Regions from separate parts of the Homo sapiens genome. Here region 2 is linked to region 1. A link is a loop called in an ENCODE intact Hi-C map of the cell type or tissue named here. Cell type or tissue: B cell. All regions are shown on one strand. Each heading gives the region's core, and the rest is flanking DNA. Links, peaks and the distances in the headings are about the cores only.

Region 1 (8,800 bases), core at 801-8,800:
CCTGTCAGAAGCCATCTTCACCTTCGCAAGTGTTTTTTTGTTTGTTTGTTTTTTGTTTTTTTTGTTTGTTTGTTTGTTTTTCAGACAGGGCTTCACTCCATTACCCAGGCTAGAGTGCAGTGATACAATCTCAGCTCACTGCTGCCTTTGCTTCCTGGGCTCAATCGATCCTCCCACCTCAGCCTCCTGAGTAGCTGGGATGACAGGCACCCACCACCACGCCTGGCTAATTTTTGTGTTTTTTGTAGAGATGGGGTTTCGCCATGTTGCCCAGGCTGATCACGAACTCCTGGGCTCAAGCAATCTGCTTGCTTCAGCTTTCCAAAGTGCTGGGATTACAGGTGTGAGCCACCGTGCCCAGCCCATAAGTCTTTATTTCCTGCGCAGTCTTCCAAACCAGATGTCCCCTGTCCCTCTGAGATGAGGACCTTTGGTGAAAAGTGGATGTTTTTAGATAGAGGTAGAGCATGTCTAAGAGTCCAAACCTTTAAATTATCCTGAGAACAGTTTGGTTGTATATCCAGAAATGAACACTGCCATAGTCTGCCATGGTGACAAGAGGTTCAAAGGGTGTTGAGAAAACTATTTGTGTCCCGGATGCAGAGGAGAGGAGAAGCCCTGAGATACGTGAATTAGACCTACTGGACAGGCCTTTATGAGCAAAAAAGCTGTATGTGTGTGAGGGGAGAATGTGGCATGAGACAGTTTTTCTTCTGGAGACAAGGAACTCTGTTCTGGTGAGCTTCCTGCTGTGCTCTAAGGACCTTCAAGTTGCCAGAGGATTTTTAGCATGGACTGGGCCCCATGAATGTCCGGTGACAATAAAGATATTCCTGGATAAACATTTCTTTTTTTTCTTTCCACCAGGGCCCTGTCCATGCTAACTTCTTTTAAACTTTTCAAACCGATTGATGGTAAAGCATACATCAAGTCATATTCAGTTTAATAGACATTTAGCGGGTGCCTACTATGTGTAAGGCCCTGTGGATGCAAAGCAGAAGAATATACAGAGATCTCTGCAGAAAGACTGCGGGGGCTTCTGTAGCATCTCCATTCTCAGCCACCCAATCCTACCCAACCACAGTATCTCTTGGGAGCAGATGCTGCTGATGTGGGCAGAGCAGAGTTAGCAAAGGCACGACTTGTCACACACCACTGCCACAATCCGTGGCTGTAAGAGGGCCTCAGCGACCTTTTTGGGCGTGGGCTGTTTGGTTCAGCTTCCTCTTCTGAGACCCCATCTCCTAGCTGCATATCATGCTAGCAGGACCCAGAGAGATTTATCTGGTGACCTTTCTGCATGCGGAATCCAAGCAGGGGGACCGAGAAAATCAGCTCCGAAGCGGTTAATTTTACTGGCTCCTAAATTGATAAGCGGTGGTACGTCAGTCTGAAATGAACTCGCCTTGTTCGACGGGGTTCTAAGACAGCGGAACTCAATCAACAGCGGGCCGCAAGGTTCAAGGCTGCAATTCATCCCGCCGTGCCTCTGAAAAATGGGAGGTGACAGTTCATTTTGCCAGTGACAGTCTGTCGGTCTCGCTCGCTGCTTCTCCTGTCGATTGCCTGGCTGAGGTGAAGTGCAGCTCAGAAACACCCTCGTTTGGTATTCTACTCAGCTGAGCAGGATGGTCCCAGGACCCAAGGTGTGCAAATCTTACTGCCCCTACAGCTTGTCTTCTTCCCTTCTGGGAAGCTCTGAACTGCTCATGCATGATTATGGGTCCCAGGAGTCATCTTCCCACTTCCTGTCCTTCACCTTTCCCTCCAACCTTCACTTCCGGTGGACTGGGCTTCCTCCTGTCGCTGGGACTTTGTGAAAGAAAGCTAACCTGCTCAGGAGCCTTCCAGCCTACCGATAGAGGACTGCATAGGCAGCGACAAATGGGCGTGGTGCAGAGAAGTTACTAGTGCAAGTGGGGGCTTGAGGGAACACCAGACACAACCAGCTTGGCTCTGCCTTGGCAACCACAGCTTTAGTTTTAGAGAAAGCCCTTGAACAAGGGCAGAGAGAGGGGAAGGAGAGAGAGAGAGGTTACCTTATGAATGCATGCACCTAATCCCAGACTGCCACGTTTGCCTAGCACTTTCTACTTCTCTGAAAATGATAACACATATTTGAATTAAAGTTCATGTGCCCTTTGCTAACTTTCCTCATTTTGATAACCATACTGGGTGTTTGTGGGTTTTTTTGAGACGGAGTCTCACCCTATTGCCCAGGCTGGAGTGCAGTGGCACGATCTGGGCTCATTGCAACCTCCGCCTCCTGGTTCAAGCGATTCTCCTGCCTCAGCCCCTGTTACTGGGATTACAGACGCATGCCACCACGCCCAGCTAAATTTTGTATTTTTAGTAGAGATGGGGTTTCACCACGTTGGCCAAGCTGGTCTCGAACCCCTGACCTCAGTGATCCACCCGCCTTAGCCTTCCAAAGTGCTGGGATTACAGGCGTGAGTCACTGCGCCCGGCCTCGTACTAGGTGTTATTTTTAAGGGAATATCCTCATTCTTAGAAAATACCGTTGAAGTTTTTAGGGAAAAGGAGCGTGATGACTGTAATTTACTCTCAAATTCAGAAAAAAATGTAAATTAATCTAGTACTAATTACTTTTCTATAATTAACATTTTATTTATTATGAAAAATAAAGTAAATTTAATAATTGATGATTATTAAATTTAATAATTAATAATCGAAGTTAATAATTGATGATTCCAAGTGAATGGTATACTTGAGTTCTAGATACTATGATAACTTTTCTGTAAGTTTGAAATTATTTCAAAATAAAATTATTTTTAAAAAACCCAACAGGCCAGGCATGGTGGCTCACGCCTGTAATCCCAACATTTTGGGAGGCCAAGGTGAGTGGATCACTTGAGGTCAGGAGTTCGAGACAAGCCTGGCCAACATGGAGAAACCCTGTCTCTACTAAAAATACAAAAATTAGCCAGGTGTGGTGGCACGCACCTGTAATCTCAGCTATTCGGAAGTCTGAGGCAGGAGAATTGCTTGAACCCAGGAGGCAGAGGTTACAGTGAGCCGAGATCGCACCATTGCACTCCAGCCTGGGTGACAGAGCAAGACTCTGTCTCAAACAAACAAACAAACAAACAAACAAACAAACAGACTTACCTTGTAGCACTCACTCAGTAATCCTTTATTGAGGACCTACTATACACCAAGCATAGCAGTTGCTGGGAATACATTAGGAAATAAGATAGGTAAGATCTGAACCCTCAGGAGGAGAAGACAGGTGGCAGGTAGACAAGTATTAGGTTGGTGCAAAAGTAATTGCTGTTTTTGCCATTACTTTTAATAATTTTAATAATTACAGATGGGATGTGAGTTTTGAATAGCAGGTGCTAAATGCTACAGGAATGTAGGAGAGGGAAATATAACCCAGTCTGGGGAGCCAAGGTTGGTTAACCAGACAAAATGAAGTTGAGACTTGAAGCATGAGTAGGAGTTAGCTGGGTGAAGGGGAAGGGGAAGAGTGTTGTAGACAGAAGGAACAGCACATGTGAGCAAACGGAAGTGGGAGTGGGTATGACTCATTGAAAAACTGCAGGAAGTCTGTTACTGAAGATGATGGAGAGTAAAGGGTCCATGCAGGCAGCAAGGCTAGAAAGATAAGCAGGAGGTTATGGTGGTGGCGATGGTAGACGCTTGTTAGCCATTGTGAGGAAGTGAAATATTGGGAAGCTACTAAAATTTTAATTAGGAAAGAGGCATGGGCAGATTTTTAAAAATGACATCACTGGTTTTAGGGTGGAAAATGGGTTGGTGGGGCGTAAAACCAGAGGGTTGCAAGGTAGAAGATGATGGTGGCTTGGACCAGGATGGTGGCAACAGACTAGAGAGAAACAGATTGTTTGAAACATATTTTCCAGCTAGACTTGGCAGAGGAAGAAAGAGGGAAGAAAGATGACCCCCCAGGGTTCCAGATTGGGCAACTGGATTATCCATGGTGCCATTTACTTACCTAGAGAAGTTGGAAGGAGAAGGTGACTTGGCCAAGAAGGGGACAAGTGGTTGTGGAGTCTGAGTCCACCCTGCACATTTCACATCCAAAAATGTAACACCAAGTATAGCAGAGTCCCAGGCAGGATGGAACTAAGGCTTCAGTGAGTGGAGTGAGCATAATCATATCCCTGATTTTCAAGGGCTCAGAATTGGAAACTTTTCTATAATGATTCAGGCATACATAGGCAGGTCTGAAGAACAAGGGGTATGATGGATAGATTGCTTTTTCTGTGCAGCAAACCTACCCATTTCTTCCAGAAATAACCAACTGTGTTGTCTAAGAATTTCTTTTCTCCCCTATTCCACACAGTTTCTGTAGGAGCTGTTATGTAATTGACACCACCTCACACCCCACCACACCCCATGGCCACAACGCACTCAGGTTGGGCCTACCAACTACTGGAGTATTAACAACTTGGACCGACATGAGAATTACATAAATGGTTGCCTCCTCCTCCTCCTTAAAACACTAAAAGGAACTTCAGTGCATGTTCCTGGAGTCCATGGTAATCCCTGGGAGCTGGACAAACCCTTGGTGCTTGCCACACTGATGATGTTAAGCTTGAGGCCAGGGAAGCCTGCTACTTACAAGATATGCGTTAAATGCTGTAAAGGGATCCTGGAAAAGGTTGGGAAATCTCCACCTTTCGAGATCATGGAGTTCTGGCATGTTAGACCTAGAAGGAACCTTATTTCCTCATTTATAGTTGGGAAACTGAGTCCTTTAATAAAAAGGAAAGACAATTAAATTACCTGTCCTAGATGGTTTAGTTACTCAGCAACCAGAAGACATAATGTCAGACCAGATGTTCTCTTGGGGTTCCTATAAACTCCACTGTTCTTTGATCTTGTGATTTTGTGTTGGACACCAGCCAATGAAACCCCTGAGCAATCAGGTTTATACTCTCCTCAATGGCCTTAGAGAAAGAGTATGGCCTGGGTGGAGACAGTTGTGTGGAAGCCCACAGTTCTGTCACGTAACTATTTTCTTCTTTAGAATCTTCTCTCTTTTGGCATCAGCTGACACAGGAAGTGGTAAAGCTATTATCTGTAGATTCAACCAAATCACCATTTCCTGATTCTAATGTTCATCAACCACTTTTGAATCCTCCCCCCACTTCCCCTCTATTTTAGTTTGAGGTTCAAAAGCACCCATGAGGTAAATTAATACTCAGCCAAGCAGAGTGAGGCCCTGATGCTCTTGTGGTTCTGCCATTAATTTGCTGTAACCCAGGGACATCCAGGCTAGTCCCTCAGGTTTCTCTCTGTAGGTAAAAGGGTTTCTAAAGTTCCTTCCAGCTCTGAAATTCTGAGATTCCTTGTTGAATCTCATTCTGCAAGGGGAATCTTATGGACCAGCTCCCTCTGGGAAGAAAAATGTTTCATGCAACCCTATGAATCTCATCTTAGTCCAAATCTTTTTTTGTTTGTTTGTTTGGTTTTTGTTTTTGTTTTTTAGAACACTATACTGGAAAAGTGAAAGAATCAGAGAAGCAGGATAACTGGCAACTGAAGTCGGCCAGCATCTCATGTGAATTAGAAATGGAATCGGGGTGCTAGCATCCAAGTGACCAAAGAAACTCTTTGCTGAGGTTGCATGGAGTTTAAGGAAAGAGGCTGTGGGGTCCTCCTTTGATGCAGCTACATTTCCCTCTGAGCCTCTGTCTGTTTCCTGTCAGTTTAGTGCAAAACTCTAGTCTACTACTCTGGGCTGGCTTAGAAAAAATGCATCCTGGTTTTGTTCCAATTCAGGATAGAGGTGGGGAAGTCCTGCTGAGCCTCTCCCACAGTGAGCCTTCCCCTCACCACTGGCAGCACTGACACCAGTGACTAGCATTCATTTCTTGGGGTATGAGTCCACTGAGGGTGGGAGGATCCTCACATTAACCATTATTGGGTACCATCTTAAATTGCGGACTTTGGAAGCCCTTGGCCTTCCCTTTCCCAGGCATTTTCTCCTTGGAGTGAAGATGTTGAAAGTTGGAGGTTAAATGACTTGCCCTAGGTCACAAGGTTGGTGGCACAGCAGGGATGAAAACCTTGGCCAATCTTCTGAGTCCTTGGTCAGACCCTTACGCCACAGCTGCTCTTTGTATAAGGGACAGTCTCACCTCCCAAGGACACTGCGCAAGGATGCCAGATATTGATATGACTGTTGTCCCAGTCCTCAGTGACCTTCTACATCCTGCAGCCTGCTCAGACAGTAGAGGAAGCAGCTCTGGGGCAGAGGGAACTGCCATATGTAGAGCTGCCCTGGTGGAGATAAACAGGTTGTCTGTCAACGTATGAAGCCTATGTAGGGCCAGGACCACAGAGCTTCCATTGCAGGAGAAATTAAACCTGTCTTGCACACCAATCCCAGTGCTCTGATTACATTTACAGAGGTCATGGCCTGCATTCTGTCACCATGGAAACCTCTCAGGCTGCCAGGGTGTTTTCTGTGCATGTGGTTGATATTTAAAGGCAAAGTCGCAGGCCGCATTGCTGAACTATCAGCTGCCAGGGGCAATTGCTCTCCTCCACCAGCCCGCGTCCTGGTGCTTCGTCCCAGAGATAAGAGGAAGGGGAAGAGATGAAGAAAAGGGCCCACCTGTCTCTAACAGGAAGGTCTTTTTAGTAGAGCCAGGTTTGTAGGGAGTCAGGCTATAGGGTGCAGGTGCTGGGATAGCAGATGAAGGGCAGTAAAAAAGGGCCCCAACATTGTCAGAATATAAGCATTTTCTCGCAAGAACACAGGCCCTCATGTTTAGTGCATCTCATTTTTTCTCTGATTCCTCCTCCAACTCATGAGCACATGTCATAGTGGCCATATGGAGCTGGGGAAGCCCCCTTTGCCTGAATGCCCTTGGTGGTTTCTATTTTGCACATCTGGTAGCTGCATGAATTGTGCTGATAACAATATAGCTTATGAAGGATCCCTACTTATTCTAAAGACCCCATAGCACTGTCCTGGAAAAAGCTATCATGGGAGTGACTTATCAGGAGTCCCAGGTGTTGGAAGAGGTAAATAACACCAGATTCAACAGAGTAAGAAAAGAACACAAGTGCTGACTTGGCTTGTGACCATCAATTTTTTCTTTCGTCTCAAGACAATTATTTCCACACCATTGAATGAAGTGTAGATAACACGGGCACCTTAATAGGCTGAGAGCAGAGGCTGTTTAGAGGAGATTTCAAGCACTGTGAGCATAAAATGAACATGAATATTCTGCAATATGCATCTTACAATTTGTCATTAAGTGGATGGCCTCAGTGATGTGATGCAACAGGCTTTGATTGGAATATTGAGCTCTGAAAAAGGAAATTCTGCATCAATAGTCTCATGATGCAAAATATCACATATTACTCAATAAGAAGTGTCATTGTGTTGAAAGTGCAGATGCTAAAAAGTACAGCAGCAGATAGGAACAGCTTGATCCACAAGGCACTTTTCTTTAGGAATTTACAGCCATTCCCTGAAGCTACTCAATTGTCCTTGGAGGTAGAACATGGTATAGCCTGAAATTACAATTCAGGAAATGAAGTGGATCTGTTTGATTTAGTTTCTAATCCTTCAAACTATGAAGACTTCTTTATGATGTTTTCTATTTCTCCACTTATTTATCTTTTCATTCAACTTCTCATTCACTCTCTTTTCCCTTTTTCTTTCTCACTAGCCTCATCTCTAGGCCATCAACCCTCCCACACACTCCCCAAGTCGTGTCCGTCTGCCACAACCCCAGCCCTTCTGTAGAGCTTAGCCCTGCTGGCAGCTCTCCAGACTAAAGGGACTACAGACTCCTAGGATATGATCTTCTTTCTGATTGGTTCTTTGCAGGGTCTTTATTTATAGTGAAAACTTTGTTTTTGCTGCAATAAGTGAAAAGAGGTGTTAATATCTCACGCCTTCCAGATCAGTGTTTCCCCCATGTGGTTTGGAGAACACTAGAAGTATTCTAGAATAGATAGGGCAGGGAGGAAATCTCTGGAGGTGGGTGGGGAGAATCTGATAACCTTGATTTGTTAGAGCCTGGTGCCAAGGAAGCCAAGGCCACACTCTATTCATCTCTTTAAAGGCAGATTAGCTTGATAAAGAGGAAAACTCTCATCCTTGGCAACCAATGATACCTATATCTTGGCCACTCCTCAAATATATCTTTAATGAGTAAGAAAGATCAAATGAGAGATTATGGATAATTTGTATATATATTTATTGAGCATCTGACAGGTGCTAGTTTTTGCAGGGAATGCAGGGACAGTAATCACTAAACTTTACAAAGCACCTACCATGCTGCAGGCAGGTGTAAGCACTACATATATTAGCTCTTTGGATCTTCACAACAACCTTGAGAATACAGTTACTATTGCCATTTTACAGCGGAGGAAATTGAGGCATATGGAAGATAAGTAACTTGTCCAAGGTCACAGCAAGCGGTGGCAGATTTGAGCACAGGGTTGTCTGACTTTAGGACCACTACATTCTATACTCTATCACCTCTTTGATGGGGTCAGAGCCATGCTTTGGGATATATACTCTGAAGCTTATATGAGGGGTGGCATGGGATGGTGGGGAAATTGGATGTGGGAGGCCGGGTTAGAAGCCATTTCAACATATCACTTCCCAACAAAGATATTGAGAACCAAACCCAAAGAGGTGACATTAAGGACGCAAGGAGGGTAAGGATTCAAAAGCCACTGCGAGGAGGTAAGACTAGTGGCCTTAGTGGCTGTTTAGAATGAGTGAGGAAGGGTCGAAGATGACTTCTATATTTTGAGCTTGAATTACCAGGAAAACAGCAAT
Region 2 (15,900 bases), core at 1-8,000, 83 kb after region 1:
GAATTGAAATATTTTTTTCCGAATTCAAACAGTTTGAGGGGATATCTTTTAAAGTATTTGCCTTCCTTCTTTTTAGTACTCTGGTTGAGAATGTCAGAAACATCAACCTGAATATTATCTTAATTTATTATAAATGGAGGGGCTTTATTTTCTCAGATAATCACAGAGTTTTAGATCAAACTTACAAATAGCTTTATAAACTATTTTGCTCTATAACTTTCTTAACCAATTGTAAACTTTTTAAGTACTTTTTATTCTCTTAATGTTGTCACTGTATCCAACCTCAGTGAATAGTAATACCTTAAATAAATTAAAATTGTGAGTGATTATAAGTTTTATTAAAATTTTTATTTTTCTGGCTCATGCTTTTAGTGTATTTCAAGTTTTTATAAAGCTTTATTTTAAAGCCATCTTTAAGAAATAAAAACCATACATTTTCAAAGCTTCTTGACTCTCATAAGTTAAAGTTGGAGCACTTACACTATTTTACGTAATGTGATGTGCTGTTACTACATATCTCACTGTCCTAAAGCATTTATAGCTGAAAACATAGATTGAGCAGTGGATAATTTTATGTAATAATGTAGCAATTTGCTTCGCAAAATGTGAATTGCACTATTCAGGGGATGGCCCTATAGTTCAGGGTTTAACAGATGTTAACCAAAATCCACAGGGGGAAGCACATGATTGTGAACTGGCAGAAATGAATGGAACTGTGAGGGTAGAATTAATTACCTAAAGGAGAAATAAAGAGTTAGTGTCAGAGATGTGGTATAGGAATAGGTTGAGAAGAGAAAATAATTTTGGAGCTTAACACAAGAGACTATATGGGACTAAAAAAGACAAAAGGCACATCTTACCAGATTCTTGAAATGCTGGCATTGCAGTCATCTTTCAACATAAAGCAGCTTCTACCCATCCTTTCTCTCTTGGAGAGAGGACAGAGGTAGAGCAGCCAAGGAGACAAGTGAAAATAGTTTATTTAGAACAGAAAACTGTATTTGCTTCTTGACAATGATTAAATATATGTGGCAAAGTCTTAGTGCATTTGGAAGTAAATGTAAGGAAAGATGACATAGAAAAACTCATGCCCTAGCCCCCAGTCTCATGACTTCTCACAGATATTTTCAGGGGTAGGAGGAGTTAGTGAGAGGGTATCTTTTACCTTGCCCTTTTGATCAGACCTTAGCTGATTATGTGCTTCAGAAGCTGGTGGGATGGGTAGGAGGAGTAAGTGGTTTAGATAAGGTACAACAGGACAATTTAAGATTATGAAAAGATTAGAAATATGTAAGAAAGAGAACAACTAGCAGAAGAATCTTAAAAGCCCTGGAAAACTGGGTGGTGTTGGGATGGGAGTGAGAAAGAACAGAAATGCTGGCCCCAAACTTTCTGAGCATTTTTATCTGTGACAGGACCCTCTGTACAAGAAGATGATGGGATGAATTTTATTAACTCTGCATCTGCCTAAAAACACACTTGAGTTCTTCAAGATATTTGAACTAAACCAGGTCTGGTGCCTGGAAGGAAAATAGTCTTTAATTATAAAAGATCCATTATTTGTATATCCTTTTAGTAGCACACATTTTAAAAATAGCAGCCTTGGCCGGGTGCGGTGGCTCATGCCTATAATCCCAGTACTTTGGGAGGCTGAGGCAGGCAGGTGGATCACCTGAGGTCAGGAGTTCGAGACCAGCCTGACCAACATGGTGAAACCCTGTCTCTACTACATACAAAAAATTAGCTGGGAGTGGTGGTGCATGCCTGTAGTCCCAGCCACTTGGGAGGCTGAGGCAGGAGAGTCGCTTGAACCTGGGAGACGGAGGTTGCAGTGAGCCGAGATTGTGTCATTGCACTCAAGCCTGGGCAACACGAGCAAAACTCTGTCTCAAAAAGAAAAAAAAAAAAAAACCAAGGCAGCCTTATCAAGATATAATTCACATACCATAAAATTTACCCATTTAAAAGGTACAAGTTAGTGGTGTACAGTATAGTATAGTATAGTATAGTATAGTATAGTATAGTATAGTATAGTATAGTACAGTACAAGTTGTGCAACCATCACCACTATCTAATTTCAGAACGTTTCATCACCCCAATAAGAAACCCTGTATGGATTCTAGAGCCCATTATCTCCAGAGGTCGAGAGCCCATACTCTTCGTGACTGTTTTTCACTGTCTCATTGCAAGGTTGTTGAAGATTAGTAGTAATGTGTGTAAGCATCGAGCTTAGTACCTTGACATAGTGGGAAAAAAAAAGCCAGTAGTTTCTATTTATCATAATGGGACATTAATGGTAATTCTTTCTCTCACATTTCCACCTGCGTTTTTTTATTGGTCCACTGTCAACTTCCTGAATGATATTTATTTTAAAAAGGAAACAGGGAAAATAAAACATGATCCAAAGAATACATTACTTTAATGTAGAGGGGATATAAATGGAAGGGCACTTTTAATGAGCTTAAACATAATTGGAGAACATGAAAGAGGCTTTTTATTTTTACTTGACAATAAGACATAATATTGCTTTAATAATTCATGTCCTGCTTACTCAAAAAAAATTTCTACTTAATTTTTTACTTAAAGTTACAAAGAAAAGCCAGCGGAGTTTTTGCCATGGAATTTTTATAATTTCAGTAATCAATATCTAAAAGGTGATATCGATAAGGGAATATTAATTTTGCCCTTAGATTTGATGGCAATATCACTTAAAGTTATTGAGCAAACTGATTTCCTTCATTTTGCTTCAGTTTCCCCTTTTATAAAATGAGTTAGTGATAGTTTTAATAAAAAATTTGATTATAAGGTATAATGTTTATAATTCAAAATTTATTTGCTATAAAAAAATCTTCATGAATATTAGATTGAATTTCCCACCATAGACCCAGAATCTAAAACAAATGACATAATATTTAAATAAAAATCTAGGGAAGACCATGGGAATATTATATAGAATAATATCTTTTTTTTATCCAGTGGTCACTCACATTACATTTGTGGTAGTGGTAAACATGGGCCAGTGGAATCTCTTGCCAACTTAAAGATTCTTTGAGTATCTCTATGAGTGGTGTAAAAGGTTTCTGAGAAAATTATTCAGTATATTTCATTATGAAAAAATTCTACTTTGTGAAGCTTAAAAATCTCATTTTGAAATGGCAAGCCTATATTCACGTCAAAGTAAATCGATGCCTAATAATATAGCCTGGCAGGCCAGGCACAGTGGCTCATGCCTGTAGTCCCAGCACTTTGGGAGGCTGAGCAGGTAGATTGCTTGAGCCCAGGAGTTTGAGATCAATCTGGGCAACATGGTGAGACCCTGTGTCTACAAAAAAAACAAAATTAGCTGGGCATGGTGGCACAGGCCTGTAGTCCTAGCTGCTTGGGAGGCTGAGGTGGGAGGATCACTCAAGCCTGGCAGGTTGAGACTGCAGTGAGCCGAGATCGCGCCACTGCACTTCAGCATAGGAGACCGAGCGAGACCTTGTCCCAAACACACAAACAAAGAAATAAACAAATAAAAATATAGCCTGGCAAAAACAAATAGTGCTAAGTGAATAAGGAAATTATAAAGCCATGTTAACTGTAAATTAAGAGATTTAAGAGGTTTACCAACGAATGTATAAACTTTGTGCATTCTGAGTCAAGCAAACTATTAAAAAATGACATCTATGAGAGAATTAGAAATTTGAACACTGGTTATTTTATGTTATTAGGAAACTACTGGATTTTTTTAGGTGTAGCAGTGGTATTATGGTTAATTTTTTTAAAAACAGTTCTTTATTTCAGAGAGAGGTGTGCCATGATATTTAAATATATAATGTCTGACAAATAATATGGGAGAGGAGAAAGAAACAGGGTAAATATAGATGAGATGAGATCGGCCATAAGTTGACACTTGTTGAAGCTGAATGATGTATATATGGGAGTTTATTACACTGTTTTGTCTACTTTTATACATGTTTAAACTTCTCCATAATGTAAAGGTAAAAGAAAAAGGTTGAGATTGATTAAAAATGTAACATTTTTCTTTTATCTCTATCATGAGATCTAGTATATTAATGCATATATTGCTTTATGCATCTGGATATAAAGTACATAGAATAGTGAACTGATTTTTTAAATTGTTGTTCAAGTTAATGTTTTATGATAGAAAGAGCCTAAGCTTTGAAATCATACCTGAATTCGAATCCCAGCTCCTCTACTTAGAAACTTTGTTAGCTACGGCAAATTACATCAATTCTCGAAGCTTCAGTTTCCTCATGTATAAAATCTCACTAATAATATCTACTTCACAGTTACTATGAGTTGTAATGAGTTTTAATGAGATTATAACTCATAAGGAGTGCTTGCCACATGGTAGGCACTTACTAAAGTGGTAACAAATATTATGTCTCAAAGTAGGGCGAGGCAAGTACATACATGTATAAAACCTTGATAATAAAATTTTCATGTATCTTTTCATAAAATTCATTCATTCATTATAGCTGAACACTGGTGTAGGGCCATGAAACTCACCATGTATATATTTGTAAGGTTTGTATTTATAGAGAGCATTTTTATTGGTGGTAGCCACTTCAGAGGCTAGATTTACAAGCTTTTTGCTATATGGTGTCTGAGACATGTTGAATGGAAGAACAAATGTTGCTTAACTTCTTGTCCCTTATGGTCACATACTTGGAGCATGTAGTTATGACAACTACAAGAAGCAAAACATTAAAGCAGCAAAGAAACACCATCTTTACACTTTAAAAAAAAGAGGAAGGAAATTTCCTTTGAAGTTGAAGAGAAGTGTTTTTGAATTAATGGAGTGTACAGTGATTTTACTAAATTTTATTTATGAAAATACTCTTTGCATTCATGCCAAAAGGTTTTAGCACAGTCATAAGTAGGATTTATACAAAGAAACACAGCCCAAATTTATGACGTGTTTGCAAATGTAAGAAAAAGTCTAAATTTACAATATTTATAATTTATTGTTAAGTATCTTTCCACCACTATTCCTGGAATGCTGATATTTTATAAACACAAGCACTGGTTTTGAACCTAGACTATCTCAACCTATACTACTTTTTAAAAAAAGAAATATTCCAGCATGTTTTTCATGTCTTTTGGGGATTTAATAAGGGGGAAATGAACCCAGGCTGAATACTCCTGCCTTTGGCTTTGACTCAACCTTTTAACATCAACAGTCTTGACAGCTGCTTTTGTGGCTTGACTTCCTTCAGGCATTTTCCCCCTTTTTCTTATTTGCTACATTTTATACAAATTAATCTGTAGCAAGTGGACACACACACAAACTGTTTTTGAAGTTAATTACTAATTTTGATACCTTTTCAAATAATTTACTTCCTATACATCTACTGGTAGGGTGGTTTTTTTAGTGGAATAATGCATTTTTAAAAGGGCAGAATAATGCATTTCAAAATTAATGCAGCAATTGTTTTGCAATGACTATCAAAGATTCTTCTTTTTTCTTTTTTTCTGAGACAGAGTCTCGCTCTGTCACCCAGGCTGGAGTGCAGTGGCACGATCTTGGCTCACTGCAAGCTCTGCCTCCTGGGTTCAAGCAATTCTCCTGCCTCAGCCTCCCGAGCAGCTGGGACTACAGGCGCCCGCCACCACGCCCGGCTAATTTTTTGTATTTTTAGTAAAGACAGGGTTTCACCGTATTAGCCAGGATGGTCTCGATCTCCTGACCTCATGATCCATCCGCCTCAGCCTCCCAAAGTGCTGGGATTATAGGCGTGAGCCACTGCACCCGGCCAAAAGATTTTTTTTTTAACAAAAAGACTCACTTTTTTCCTTTCTAAAGTTAACATTTCCCAAGATTTTTATGTCCTTTCTAAAAGTCCTTCCTATTCTGTAGTAGATGATATTAAGATATAAAAAAAGAACTAAATTTTATGCAGGTAAAAGAAATCATTGGAATCAGGTAATGCTGCCTTCTGTATTCCCTATACAATGTATTATGTACAAGGATGTTCATGATAGCATTGTTTGGAATAGCAAACAGACAGCCTAAATGCCCAGCAATTGGGGACTAGTTAAATAAACATACACCCATTTAATGGAATGCTATATAGAGTTAAAAGAAAATGATACATATATATGTAATATGTATGTAATACGTAATATGGAAGGTTCTCCAAGGAGTATTGTTAGATGAAAAGGGTAATTTGAGCAAACTAGTGTGTATAGTTTGTTTCTGTGTGTGTGTGTGGCACAAGCACACGTGTTTTTATTTGTATATAGAATATTTTTGGAAGGATACATATGTATCTATTAACAGTGGTAATCACTGTTGAGGGGGATACTGATATGAATGAAAGAGAGAATATTCTTTGGTACTATTTGAATTTTCACCATGTGCATGTATTATTTTTTAATGTTAAAAACTGGTTAAAATAAAAAATGAGATAAATCTATATTGCTGATATGGAGCAGTTGTCAAGATAAATGGTTAGGAAGAAAAGCTGGATACAGAACAGAACAAATGTTACCATTTGTTTAAAAAGAGGAAAAAAATACATATGCCACACACACAGAGACCCTTGTTATATTAGATACAAAAATTCATAGAACACCCAAGAAATCTCACAATGGTTGTCTCTGGAGAGAAGGATCAAGAGAAGAGAGGATAGATGAACTTTCATTATATGCCTTCCTGTAACATTTGAAGGTTTTGCTCTGGGCATACTTAACTTTTTTTATTTAATAAAGAAGCTTTCCAAAACAAACAAAAAAACAGCATGGTAGTAATCTATTTTTCAGTAGAATCATGATTAGCAGTTTCTTACCCACTCAAGTTTTCATCTATCTATCTATCTATTTATTTATTTATTTATTTTAGTTTTTGAGACAGAATCTCGCTCTGTCACCTAGGCTGGAGTGCAGTGGCTTGATCTCGACTCACTCACTGCAGCTTCCATCTCCCAAGATCAAGTGATCCTCTCACTTTGGCCTCCCCAGTAGCTGGGACTACAGGCATGAGCCACCATGCGCAGCTAATTTTTGTATTTTTTGTAGACATAAGGTCTCACCATGTTACCAGGCTGGTATCGAAATTTTGGGCTCAAGAGATTTGCCCACCTCAGTCTCCCAAAGTGCTGGGATTATAGGCATGAGCCACTGCTCCTGGCCTATTTATTTTGAAATGTTAATTAATGGGAAAGGCCCTGATGATGGTATAAAACAGCAGCATTCTCTGTTGTTTAATGTTTGAGAACGTTGGTATATATAGGTGTGTTGAGTTTACTTATCACTTAAAAGTGAATTTTTTTTTTTTTTTAGACAGAGTCTCGCTCTGTCACCCAGGCTGGAGTGCAGTGGCACGATCTCAGTTTACTGCAACCCCCACCAATAGGTTCAACCAATTCTTATGCCTCAGCCACCCAAGTAGTTGAGATTACAGGCATGTGCCACCATGCCCGGCTAATTTTTGTATTTTTAGTAGAGATGGGGTTTTGCCATGTTGGCCAGGCTGGTCTCGTACTCCTGGCCTCAAGTGAAAAAGTGAATTTAAAAATAAATTATATGGCCAGTCATGGTGGGTCACATCTGTAATCTCAGCCCTTTGGGAAGCCGAGGGAGGCTGATTGCTTGAGCCTGGGAGTTCCAGACCAGCCTGGGCAATACAGAGAGACCCCATCTTTATAGAAGATACAAAAATTAGCCAAGCATGGGGGTGTGCACCTGTGGTCCCAGCTACTTTGGAGGTTGGGGTGGGAGGATCACTTGAGCCTGAGAGGTCAAGGCTGCAGGGAGCTGCAATTGCACCACTGCACTCTGGCCTGGGTGACTGAGTGAGACCCTGTCTCAAAACAAAAACAAAACAAAAATAATAACAATTTTAAATTAGTATTGTATAATACTCATGGTGACTGATAATGATATCTTTTCTTACCCCATCTTAGTCTTTTTAGAAGTTCACAGAACTTCAGATTTTCGTCTTCACATAGATGTCAAGGAAAATCAAGTCACTGAAAATTAATGACTGCTTTAAGTTTGTTTGATTAGCCCAGGGGACTTTGGTTGAGGAAAAAAACAACTTATAAATGATTTCTCTTAGAAGGTATTATTCCTGGACTAACACAGAAAATCAGGTGAGGAGTACAGTTTCTGAGCATAGAATTTTTACATAAGAATTAGTGTTCATCAAGACTTGTGCCTCTAACAAACTTTCATGTTCTAAACACAAAATATTGAGAGAAAAGTGTAGTCCATTTGAATACAAGCTTTTTTGTTTTTTTTGCTTAAAACTTTTTTGTGAGTAAGTAGGTTAAGACTTCAGACCTGAAACCCAATGAATTTGCTTGATATTTTGAGGCTAAATAATGTAATAGGTGGACCCAATTCTATTAGAAAGCATTTATTTTTCATTTGGCTTCTCATCAACACATGCTTCTCTCAGAAACTTGTTTATGAAGATGGCTAAGTATCACTAGCACAGGAAAGGGACTGCTAAGTTATAGGCAAGGGGATTTATATGACATATAAAATAAAGATTCCAGTTTCTGCTGACTCTTGTGAGGCAAGTAGTGGAAGAACCAATCTTGTGAACCCTATCGGTCCTTGTCAGCTGATGTGAATTTAACACACATTTGCCATCCTGGAAAAGTTATTGATCATGATTAATCTCTAAAATGTATTTTCCTAAACTTAAAAAGTGATACCACTTACCCTTAAGATTTATGCACTTTACTTGTGTTAGTGATGCCTCAATTAAAAAGTAATTTTTTTAAATAAAGAGATACTTTTTCATGTGAAACTTTTTTTCCAAGGAACCAAATATTGAACTGAATTCTTGACAGTGAGAGGTTTTGGCTGTTGATAATGATGTTACATACATGTTGTCAAATATGTGAATGAGAATCCCTGTTTGGAGTGGGATGTGGCATGGGGAGGTTGAATCTTGTCACCATTTGCCATTACAGCTTTAGTGGTATTGGAGGTTTATGTTATCACAAAGAAAACTTACCCTTTCTTCAGTATGTTAAAAGCTGGCTCACATGTTTAGGCCTGCTAATCTTACCCATAATCCATTCTTTACTATGTATTATTTTATTTTTACTCCTTGGACTTTTGAAAAACATTTCTTATATCTACCTGTAGCCTGTACAACATGTCTTCTTCTTCTTCTTCTTTTTCTTCCTCTTCTTCTTCTTCTTCTTCTTCCTCTTCTTCTTTCTTCTTTTCTTTTCTTTTTTTTTTTTTTTGAGACAGAGTCTTGCTCTGTCACCCAGGCTGGAGTGCAATGGCGCGATCTCGGCTCACTGCAACCTCTGCCTCCTGGGTTTTAAGCAATTCTCTCTGCCTCAGCCTCCCAAGTAGCTGGGATTACAGGCACCTGCCACCACGCCCAGCTAATTTTTGTATTTTTAGTAGAAATGGGGTTTTGCCATGTTGGCCAGGCTGATCTTGAACTCCTGACCTCAGGTGATTCACCTGCCTCGGCCTCCCAAAGTGCTGCAATTATAGGCATGAGCCACTGCACCCGGCCATCTCATTCTTCTTTAATGGAAGATATTGGAATCCAACTAGCCTTGTAGTTTCTCTCAAGAAGTTTCTTAAGTAATGTTGGCTTACCAATTGGGGCATAGTAGACCCCAAAATGTATCAGGATTGTAAATAAGTGCTAAGGCCTACTACAACTTGCTGTTTGGGAGAAAGGAAAGATGGGACAAGAAAGCAAGATGAACCAATAGTAATAAAATTGCTACATTTATGTGGCATTATATATTTTTCAAAGGCTTTTCCTGCTCTGAGACTTAAAGCATGATGGTGCCAGAAAGGAAACACATTCTTTAACCAAGCCAGGTCAATGCTATATTTAAGTATCCAACAGAATCAAACAGAAGGTGCTGGAAAAAAATCAGTATATTGATTTCACTAAGCCTGAGGTGGCTGTTCTAAATTTTGCAAGCATGAAATTCATACCAAAAAGTGATATTTTGAAAAAATTACTACATTACTCGATAATAAATTTCAACTATGAATTGGACCACTTCTTTCTTGACCAAATCATTGACCAAATTTTGTTTTGTCTGTCAGTTCTACTCTCCATACCTAACGTGACTACTGCTATTATCACTAATAATCATAATTTATAGATTTACTTTATTAAAGTTAAAATACTAATTGATAGTATATACCATAAAGTCAACTCACTGGCTGTCATTCAATATGCCTTGCCTTTGAGTAATGATCATGATTTATTAAACATGCAGATTTTCAGGCTATATAGTTCAGTGGATTAGAACAAGAGCTTAGTAATCAGACAAGTTGGGGTGAAAGCCTGGCCCTGCCACTTATGAGTCACCTATATGACTTTGGGTAAGTTATTTCATCTTTGTGTCTCAATTTCTTTATCTTCATCTTTGGGATAATAATACATCTCAGGATTGTTTTGAGGATTAAATGAGATAGTCCACAAAAAGTCTTGACCCAGAGCTTGTACCCAGTAAGAGTTTAGCTAGCTATTATATAATTATTATTATTATAGCTAACTTTCTCCTATATGTCAAAAGATACTGAAAATTCAGTTGGATAGCTTTGTAATAAGAATTAAGGACTGAGAATACAGTGGCCCAAAGAAAACAGAACTATGAGCCAATAATTCCAGATTATGATTGCCTGGTTGCCATATGATAAGTGCATTCATTTTACAATATATTTATCCACATACTACCAAATACCTAGGTTTATATATTTTGAATTATGTCAAAATCTCATTACTGTTGAAAATATTCCCACTCAGCAGGTTCCATTTTAGTACCAGTTGAACAATACCAGTGGTAGATGGAATGTGTTAGTGTGAAGCTGGAATGACTGCTGACAGGCTGTAATTTGCTTTATGAAGTGTGGGTTGTCACATATACAATTATCTGGTTTATATTTGTTGCTGCCAGCCCTACAGTTTGTTAACATCCAGGAGTTATGCCTTTATGTGAAACCTAAGAAGGGTTAAAAATCCCAGCATTTTCTTACAGGGTGGGAGAGGAGAAGACAGTGGCTGCTTTTTTTTTTTTTTTCTCTTTTCTTGTTTCTTTTTCTTTTCTTTTTTTAAGAACTAGGATGATGCTACACACTACAGCTCACCCTACTGGTCAAAATTAAAAACTGCATTACAAAGGACCATTTTCTTGAGGGAAAAAAAGAAAAAAAGAACTTTTCAATTAGCTCCCACTGACATTTTCCTGTCCAATCCACCACTGACAGATATAGTTCATTCTGAGAATATCATTAAGCTATGCTGCCCTTTCGGTTGTTGGATTCACAGGTGTTGTTATAGTGATTATACTAAGAGTGTCTAATCAATTTGGCTCCATTTGTGATTATTTAGACTGTGCCACTCTCCTCAAATGTTATCTCTAAAGGTTCTTAAGAAGGCTGTTATTCTTAGCATGATTACATAATTAGCAAACAGTAAAAAACTGTAGTTTTTTACTAAGCTAAGCTAAAAACTGTAGTCTTAGGTTCAATTTACTTCTTGTACATTTGAGATCCAGTTGGAGCAACTTTTTAAAAGAATGATAAATGGAAACTTTCTTTACCTGACCTATCATTTATTCTGTAGACTTAATGACATTCAGTACCATTACACTCACTGCCAGGGCTTTGGGGGGAAAAAAGGAATATTTATACATTGAATTATAGATAGGTGTAGTAAAGGAAAAAAAAAAGAGAGATAGGCAGAAAGTCCGACTGTATAGAACAGAGAAGAATTTGAGTCCTTCACTATACATGGATTAATCACAAGAACTAACCACACAGATCCAAATGGATATTTAGAAATTGGTGAAGCCTCTAGGATGTTCTCTGGAAAACACAGTACATTTTCTAATGCATGAATATGTGCAAAATGGTATGTAATTTATAATGGAAGTGTTGACAGAATTTTAGTTTTGGTGCAGCAAATGTGCTCTATAATATACTTATGTGTGAGTAACATTTCATATATGGTCACATCTGTACCCAACATATATCTTTAGTTGGTATTAGATTCAATAACTTAGTTGAATGGTTATAATAAGGACCAATAAGCTGCAGTTTTGCTAACCTTACTATAGTTCAGCTTTGGGAGCTGTATTACTATTAAATTGGCCCATGAAAATCTGGCAATATTAATGCTATCAAGCATGAAAACTAACTGGACTTGGATCAGGGAGCTTTATTTATAGCATTTTAGTGAGAATTTATTAGTTTAAAGAGGGAGCTGTATTTCTTATGGGATCTTAAATATTAAATAGAATAGGAAGTCATGTGTTTCCTTCCAACAACAACAATAATTTAAAATTTTTCAATTTTAAATTAATCTAAATTTCCTTATATAATCCAGAGATACTTGGTGAAGTAATAGCAAACCCTAGTGTTTTGTTGTTGTTGTTGTTGTTGTTCTTTTTTGTTTGTTTGTTTTTGAGATGGAGTTTCACTCTTGTTGCCCAGGCCGGAGTGCAATGGCACAATCTCGGCTCACCGCAACCTCTGCCTCCCGGGTTCAAGCGATTCTCCTGCCTCAGCCTCCCAAGTAGCTGGGATTACAGGCATGCACCACCATTCCTGGCTAATTTTTTTGTATTTTTAGTAGAGACAGGGTTTTCCATGTTGGTCAGGCTGGTCTCAAACCCGAAACTCAGGTGATCTGCCTGCCTCGGCCTCCCAAAGTGCTGGGATTACAGGCATGAGCCACCACGCCCGGCTGCAAACCTTAGTTTTTAACCACGCCATATAAACAGTTGGTTGCAAATATGAATAGAGTCTTTATAATATAGCTCACAATTAATTTGAAGAGAAATAAAAGACGATGATGTAGACTAACAAAAAAAATCGAGACTTTACATATTGAATAAGCAAACATATATGTTTTCTCTGTTATTTGTTATTTTCTCACTTTTTTTAATGCTTAAACCATTTTCTGTCTTTTTAAATTTCTTTCTCATTTCTCTGGTAAAATTGTCATTATGGCCTGTTTTTGTCTCAAAATAGTATCTGCAAATTCAGGACTAAACGGATTTGCTGTGAACTAAAATAGTTACAAGGGGAACATCATCATGGTTCATTTTTCTCCCTGTTTTATTTGGAATTGAATTAGTAAATGAAGTTTTAGCAGTTTAATTCACTTCTCCATAAAGTTTATGGAGCAGCAACAGCTGGTTGAATCTGTGGCAGAAAAAGCCAACTTCTAGTGGCCAAGACTATTGTTTCAGAATTAAGGGGGAAAACTCATTAACTGTTAATGAAAACACAGGGAATAAAAACAAATAGCACAGAAACCCTAGGAAATAATTACCTTACACCTGACACAAAGCTGCTTTATCTTTCTGCTCCAACCCTCAGAAATTCACAACTTATCACTCTGTGGAGCATGAATGAAATTGAGTTTGACTCTCAGAAAAGAATAGAGAAATCATCCTGCTTATGGGCCCCTCAACATGTACTGGGTGGAGAACCTGCCATTGAATATACCAAGGAGTGTATCTAACGCCCAATTCTTATGACACTTAGGCTACAGGAGCAAATTACCTGCTAATAGCAGGTGAACCCTTGATATAGTTCCACTAGATCTTGTTTAGAAATACAAAGAGAAAGGACTGAAGGTAGTGGATGTGATTAATGGAGATATGATGTGTTAGAATATATATCTGTATAGAAATATATTGATTCTGAGGGAGTTGCAGTGGGAAAATGTGTCTCCAGTGGCAAGGGGTCTTGCTTGTGAGAAATCCACTCTAAGCAGATAGAGTTCTAAGCCCTAATTGTAGAGCTGCTGAGTGGAAATGTCTGTCACTATAGTTTGTGATCATTTATGTCTGATCCCACTGGACTACAGTTGTGGCCATTTAGAACTGCAATTGTCAGAGCTATAGACAAATCCAGAGAACACGTACAGTTATGTTTTAAAGAAAAATGATGTTCTTAAACAAATCCAAAATGACCACAATAATTGCTGTTCTTCTATAAAACTTTTCACCCATGCATCCTCAGTAGTTGTAATCATTTCAATTACATGGGAGTGTATATTTATATGGTATTATAGCCTTGTTTCTGTGTGTGCCCAAGGGAACTGGGTCACTTGATATGACACTAAAAACACTTATAACAACATCTCCATCATCAGGAACTAATTGCACTTGGGTGTAAAGCTTATTTCTAAATGTTCCCGCACCACAACCATTTGTACTACTGACCTAGGCTCTGTTTTGCTGCATTGAGTTGTATATCTATGTCGTTGTGTACTTTACAGAGGAACTGTCTCATGTTTGACACCAGGGGTGGCTGTTGAAAGCACACCTTGGGTGACTATACTCAGAAACCATAGGAATCACGTGGAAGTGACTTTTCCATCTGAAGTTAGGAAAGCAAGTGCCAAATCCAGGCAGGTGTTTTGGGTAAGACTTTAAAAACTGAGACTGTGAAGGCAATGTGATACCCTGGATTGGATCCCAAAACAGAAAAAGTACATTAATGGAAAACTTGTGAAATCCAAATAGAGTCTGTAGTTTAGTTAATAGCAATATACCAATGTTAATTTATTGGTTTTGGCAGATAGACCTCAATTATGTAAGAAGTTGACATTGGGGGAAACTGGGTGAAGGGTATGTAGGAACTCTGTACTATCTTTGCAACACTTACATAAATCTAAAATTATTCCAAAATAAAAAGTTCACTAAAAAAAAAAGCCCTTCCTGATCTGCATGTTTTTTAAAACACTTAGAATGTGAGCATGTACTTTTTTTCTTTCTTCTTTTCTTTCTTTTCTTTTTTTTTTTTTTTGAGGCAGGGCTCACTCTGTTGTCTAGGTTGGAGTGCAGTGGCACAGTCATGGCTCACTGCAGCTTTTACCTCCTTGGCTCAAACGATCCCCCCATGTCTCAGCCTCTCAAGTAGCTAGGACCACAGGCACAAGCCACCATGCCTGGCTAATTTTTCTACTTTTTGTAGAGATGGGGTATTGTCATGTTGCCCAGGCTGGTCTTGAACTCCTAGGCTCAAGCCATCCACCTGCCTTGGCCTCCCAAAGTGCTGGGATTATAGGTGTGAGCCACTGTGCCTGGCTAGGTTCTTTTTCTTTAATGGTGGATTTGCCACATTTTTGAAGCAAGCAGAGAACTTTAAGTCCAGAATAATAGTTTATACATAATGTTCAGTATATCCTACAAAAGTTAAATTTTGCTTGGCAATTCCAGTACTTTTTTTATTTTTAAGGATTTTTATTTGGCTTAAAATAAAAATTCCATTTAACCTTGCAGCTCACTTTCAGGTTACTAGCCAGGCAGTCCATTTAGATTGTGTTGATAATATAATTTTAGTGGACTTCCAGTGATGTAAAATTTGAGCATTTTAATCCTCAGTCCAGTATTTGAGAATTTTTCTGGTTACTATGGAAATTACACAGTGATGCTTTAAGCATAGCTATAAACTTTGTATACTGATAAGTAAACTAATAAAAGAGAGTATTTCTTCTGGCTTTGGCCAATGACTATTGTGTGAGTTTTCTACAATTTTTATTTCTCTTTTTCATAATAAACTTTATAGTTTATTTCTAAAGTCCTATATTTGTAGGTGTTCAACTCAGTTATGGACATCTACCTACCATACAGCATTTGAAGAAGAGTCTAGATATGATCATCTAATTTATGGAAAGAGAAAGCTACAGCCATTCTCTTTTTATCATTTTATAACCTCCCTGGCTTTCTAGTTTAATTGTAGGAAATAAACCTTTAAAGTGAGGCAATACAGATTCTATGTAGGTTGTTTGGTTTCACAGCTCCCTAGTTGAAATCCAAGGCCAAAACTCTACAGTATTTACTGAGATTAGCATTGGTGATTTCCTTTGGAAATTAGTATTTGAGATAATATTAAATTCAGTTGAAAATCCTATTTTCATGTTTGTGAAATGAA

The links. A loop is a pair of places that touch in the nucleus more often than their neighbours do. Peaks named below come from ENCODE experiments on the same cell type or tissue, not always from the same donor. Only the 100,000 strongest peaks of a DNase experiment are listed, where the experiment ranks them.
Region 2: it touches region 1 in a loop (2.8-fold over the local background); 34 of 110 quality-filtered maps call a loop at or near these places.

What each region holds. Positions count from the first base shown.
Region 1 is chr17:48,437,783-48,446,582 of GRCh38, reverse strand. LOC101927166 (a long non-coding RNA gene) reads right to left here and starts at 1,750. Exons shown (of 6, transcript NR_110804.1): 1 at 652-1,750; 2 at 1-90. It also overlaps a transcript of SKAP1 not described here. In B cell, for the core only: no CTCF peak of the experiment used is centred there; DNase peaks (open chromatin) are centred at 1,972, 5,082, 6,462, 6,852 and 1 weaker place; H3K4me3 peaks cover 1,925 bases; H3K27ac peaks cover 1,191 bases; H3K27me3 peaks cover 1,219 bases.
Region 2 is chr17:48,347,213-48,363,112 of GRCh38, reverse strand. The region is part of intron 3 of SKAP1 (src kinase associated phosphoprotein 1); the gene reads left to right. Among named protein-coding and RNA genes, the nearest start is that of SKAP1-AS2, 61 kb to the right of the region's middle. In B cell, for the core only: no CTCF peak of the experiment used is centred there; a DNase peak (open chromatin) is centred at 4,642; H3K27ac peaks cover 1,028 bases.